Linked DNA regions of Mus musculus: region 2 is linked to region 1. The links are chromatin loops, found by intact Hi-C in ENCODE. Cell type or tissue: heart. All regions are shown on one strand.

Region 1 (2,500 bases):
TGCCCCAGCCTTCTTGGTAGCTGGGGCTTTAAGCCTGCCAATACAAGTTTCTCTCTTTTAAGGTTTTAATTTTTATTCTTGTGTGTGTGTGTGTGTGTGTGTCTGTCTGTGTGTCTGTCTGTCTGTCTTTTATGATGCCTTTGGGTGCCTGCCTAAGAGGGTATTGAATCCCTTGGAGCTGGGGTGATAGGAGGCTGTGAGCCATTGGACACGGATGCTGAGAACTGAACTGAGGACCTCTAGAAGAGCAGCAAGCATTTCAACCACTTGCTAGCTTTGGTACAATTTCTTAACCATACTGACTAGCAGCTTTCTTCCCTGTAAAACAGAGCGTGACACTTCTATGTCTCAGCAGTGTCTGTCACCGGTCACGCACCCCTTAGCTCTTATCTTCCCTCTTTGATAACGCCGTGCACAGCATCACCAGCAGCTTGAAGGCAGAGTGAGTTTCCTGCCTTCTTGGGCCCTTGTTTATTCTGCTGTGTGACCACTGGTCTATTTGTGGATGAATTCGTCCTCACACCTGATAAGGACTGCCGAGGGACGGGAATCTTCTTATTTATTCCTGTATGCTCCAAAGTGTCCCCGGTACTGTGCCTAGGAGTGAATTAAATGCAGATAGAAGGCAACATTGCATCCTGGAGTCCATACCCTACACTTACTCTGCCATCTCCAGTTTTCTTATCCATATAAAGGAGATAATATTAATGTTTTAAAAATGAGACATCATTCGACTGTGGGGTTCCAGGGGCCAGGAACTCACTGTGCAGACCAGGCTGGCCTCAAACACACAGAGATCTGCCCTCTTCTGCCTCCTTAATGCTGGGATTAAAAGCCTGAAGCCAACACTCCCAGTGAGGATGTTACTATTAATGCCTGCCCACAGGGTCAGGGTAAGCTGTGTACGCGCATGGGCTTCCTTAAAGTTTAAGAAATCTTAGCATGGTTGCTTGCTGCCTCCTTGTGGAGAAAGTTCAAATCATCATGAAATATTCCTGTGATGATCTAGCAGACACATAACTCAGCACTGAAAACAAACCAAGCCTCAAATGAGAACCTGGGCCAAACAGATCGTCTGACTACAGTGAAATAGATGTCTATAGCATAATACCAAGAAGAGATCTCCTTATAAATGACAACACATTTATTTTTTTTAAGAATTTATTTATTATTATACATAAGTACACTCTAGCTGTCTTCAGACACACCAGAAGAAGGTGTCAGGTCTCATTACAGGTGGTTATGAGCCACCATGTGGTTGCTGGGATTTGAACTCAGGACCTCTGGAAGAACAGTCAGTGCTCTTAACCGCTGAGCCATCTCACCAGCCCGACAACACATTTATAAAAATGAAAGGTCGACAGGCCAAATGTTGGTGTTGGATGATGAAAATCAGTTCATTTCACTTTCATTTTCTTTCTGATTTCTTACTGGTGTTTCGTTTTTGAGAAAGGGTCTCACCGTGGCTGACCTTAAACTTGCTATGTAGCCCAGGCTAGTCTTAAGCTTGCAGCATTTCTGCCTCAACTTCCTTTTTATACCTATTTGTCTTGATTCTCTAGAGGAACAGAACTCACTCGTGTGGGCATGCATGGGTGTGACTTATAAGAATGGCTTACCAGCTGTGGAACAGCTAGTCTAACAATGGCTGTCTACCAATCAAAGGTCCAAGAATTCAGTAGTTGTTTGGTCCATGAGACTGGATGTCTCGGCTGGTCTTCAGTACATGCCAGACTCCTGAAGAAGGAGCATCTAATGCCAGTAAAAGAAAGGACTTGCCATTGACAGCAAGCAAGCAAAAGAGAACAGCTTCCTTCTTCCATGTTCTTTATATAGACTGCCAGCAAAGGGTGTGGCCCAGATTTTCCCACCTCAAAAGATCTGGGTTAAGTCCGGCACTGGTGGCACATGCTTTTTTTTTGTTTTTAAAGATTTATTTATTATTATACATAAGTATACTGTTAGCTGACTTCAGACACACCTGAAAGGGAATCAGATCTCATTATAGGTGGTTGGGAGCCACCATGTGGTTGCTGGGATTTGAACTCATGACCTTCAGAAGAGCAGTCAGTGCTTTTAACCACTGAGCCATCTTGCCAGCCCTGGCTCATGCTTTTAATCCCAGTACTTGGGAGGCAGAGGCAGGCGGATTTCTGAGTTCGAGGCTAGCCTGGTCTACAGAGTGAGTTCCAGGACAGTCAGGGCTATACTGAGAAACCCTGTCTCGAAAAACCAAAAAGTGGGTTTTCCCACTTTTAATGATTTAGTTAATAAGAAATCCCACACAGGTGTGCCCAAATGCTTGGGTTTTACTCCAGATGCAGTCAAGGTGAATAGCCACCATGAACAGTAGTGACTCTGAATGTAAACTGTATATCACGTGATATCATTGAACTGTTAATTTGCCTAAATAGAAAACTGCTGTGGGGACATCAAGATGGCTTACTGGGGAAAGCCACGGGCCACTAAGCCTAATGACCTGAGTTCAGTTCTCAGGACC
Region 2 (2,500 bases), 110 kb before region 1:
TAAAAACTAAAACCAGCAAAGCAAACCATGCCTGTGATCCCAGCAGAGGCAAAGAAGCAAGAGGCTCCATGCAAGTTCAAGGTCAACCTGGTTTGCATAGTGAGTTTCAGGACTCTATAGAAGGTCCTACTGAAAGAGAGGAGGGAGGAGGGAGGAGTGATCAGTGAGGTCAGAGGGTAACTGTCAGGGGTCAGTTCTGTCCTTCCACCTTGTCACGGCAGCGTCTCTCCTGTTTCTGCCTCAGCTCTGCTCCTGGCCCTGCAAGCTTTCTCCAGCTCTGGCTGTAGGAATGCTGTGGCTACATACGTGTGTGCCACTGCCTGAGCTCTGGGGATCGAACTCCGCAGGTTTTTACGGCAGGTGCTTTTGCTAACTTGAGCCATCTCTCCAGCCTGCATTAGTCACTCTTCAGTGTGCACTTTAGTGGCATCAGATTTGTCCACATTGCCCAGCCATCACTACCCCACCCCACCCCCAAACTCTTCTTTCAACAAAACTGAAACCCTGAGCCTATGAATTAGTGATTCTCATTTCCTCTTCCTCTAACCCATAACAGGCACTAGCCTGCTTTCTGTCTCTGAAGTTGCGCCCTCTGTAAACATCACGTTAGGGGCTTGTCTGCTTGTAGCTGGCTTATTTCCCATGGCACAGTGCTGCCATGATTCAACTAGGTGGCTGAAATAATTTAAAGCCTGGGCCAGCCCATAATAAGCCTTATGAAAAGGACCTTTATTGTTTGACATTTGAATCAAAATAAAATTAAGTATTTCTACAATGGTAAATATGATCGTAAAATTCCAGGGTGGGTAAATGAGCTGCCTAACTCTGGCCTCGTGATCACTCTCTTCAGAAGTAGGCACTTGAGAGCCACATTGTCTGTTTATGAACCTCCTGGTGAATATGAGCATTTTTCGTGTAGATAAAAGAAGCACTACTATATACAATACATATGCACATGTGTACTTACATAAATTATATAGATAAGGCTTGTTTTTATGACGATGGGATTCAAGCAAGGGTCTTATTCTGACTTTTTCCCCATCCGAGTATTGTTTGTTTTGTTTGTTTGTTTGTTTGTTTGTTGGGTTTTGGGGGTTGGTTTTTTTTTTTAGTTTTGGTTTTGGTTTTTTAAGGCAGGGTTTCTCTGTGTAGCCCTGTCTGTCCTGGAACTCACTCTGTAGACCAGGCTGGCCTTGAATTCAGAAGTCCACCTGCCTCTGTCTCCCAAGTGCTGGAATTAAAGGCCTACGCCATCACTGCCTGGCTGATCTTTTTTTTTTTTTTAAATGTGTGTGATTCTGTGTGCACTTGAGTGCAGTACCAGCAGTGGCCAGAAGAGGGCATCTCATCCCTGGAGCTAGAGTAATGGGCACTTGTGAGCCATCTGACCAGGTGCTGAGAACCACACTCAAGTTCTCTGACAGAGCAGTTCCTGCCCTTATCTACTGGACTATCTTTCCAACATCCTTAATCTTTTTTTAAAGCTTTGTGGGACCTTGAACATAGTGGCACCTTCTATAATCCCAGCACTTAAGAGGCTGAGGCAGGAGGATTGCTGTGCATTTAAGGCCTACCTGGTCTGCTACATTGTGAGACCTTGCCTCCAAAGAGAAGAAGAAGCCAGATGTGGTGGTGCACGCCTGTAATCCCAGCACTTGGGAGGCAGAGGCAGGCCGGTCTCTAAGTTTAAGGCCAACCTGGTCTACATAGTGAGTTCCAGGACAGCCAAGACTACATAGTGAGACCCTGTCTCAAAAAAATAAATACATACATGCATTCGCACATATATTCTATCTAGGATTTTGGTTTATGCGGGAGAATATAATGGTTGCAGGATACTGGGGAAAGGCTAAGTCACACAGAAACTAGCCGAATTTATCCCCAGACACTGGGTCAGAGCAACTTTGGCTCACAAAAGTCCTGGCCACAGTGTTCACTGTTCTTATTAAAGATAATGCTTGCAGTCTCTACCTCTGCTGTGTGCCTGTAACTGCCCCCTGCCCCCCGCCCAGGCCTCAGCTGTCCTGCCTTTCTGTCTGTGACCTGGGGAGCTAAAGTGGCAGAGTCCTGCTGACTCTTTACAGAGAATCCTTGTCTGCCCGACCCCTTTCCTGGCAGGTCGGTAGCCAGTGGAGGGACGGTTTTCCTTCTTCCAACTGTCAGACAAACCAGGGCCTGCGGGCTACCCTCAGTTACTGAGTATGAAGAGTATCACTACCCCTCTGGAAAAACCACATTTTAAAATTAATTATTTTCAGGCCTATCTTCCACTCTGAATTCTAGCCCAGAGATTATAAAAGGTGATATCCCTCCCAGTTCTTCATTGTGACCCTGGGGTCTCTTGGGACTTCTGCCAATCTGAGCCAACCAATCACTCTGAGCTCTGACTCTTGCCTCCCGTCTCTCCCTCCTCTGTCCCCTCCCCGCTCTCAGGTGGCTGCTGAGATCTTGGTGAGTGTTCTGTCCTTCACGGGGAGGTAACAGCTTCTAAGTCAAGTCT

The links. A loop is a pair of places that touch in the nucleus more often than their neighbours do. Peaks named below come from ENCODE experiments on the same cell type or tissue, not always from the same donor. Only the 100,000 strongest peaks of a DNase experiment are listed, where the experiment ranks them.
Region 2: it touches region 1 in a loop (7-fold over the local background); 39 of 42 quality-filtered maps call a loop at or near these places.

Annotation. Positions count from the first base shown.
Region 1 is chr11:54,878,030-54,880,529 of GRCm38, reverse strand. No RefSeq gene overlaps it. Among named protein-coding and RNA genes, the nearest start is that of Hint1, 13 kb to the right of the region's middle. RefSeq lists an enhancer at 1-1,344. In heart, a CTCF peak has its summit at 961 (motif pointing left); DNase peaks (open chromatin) are centred at 449 and 909; H3K27ac peaks cover 1,072 bases.
Region 2 is chr11:54,987,002-54,989,501 of GRCm38, reverse strand. It overlaps Anxa6 (annexin A6), which reads left to right. Exons shown (of 26, transcript NM_013472.5): 21 at 2,434-2,451. Among named protein-coding and RNA genes, the nearest start is that of Tnip1, 25 kb to the right of the region's middle. In heart, a CTCF peak has its summit at 1,332 (motif pointing right); no DNase peak of the experiment used is centred here; H3K27ac peaks cover 372 bases.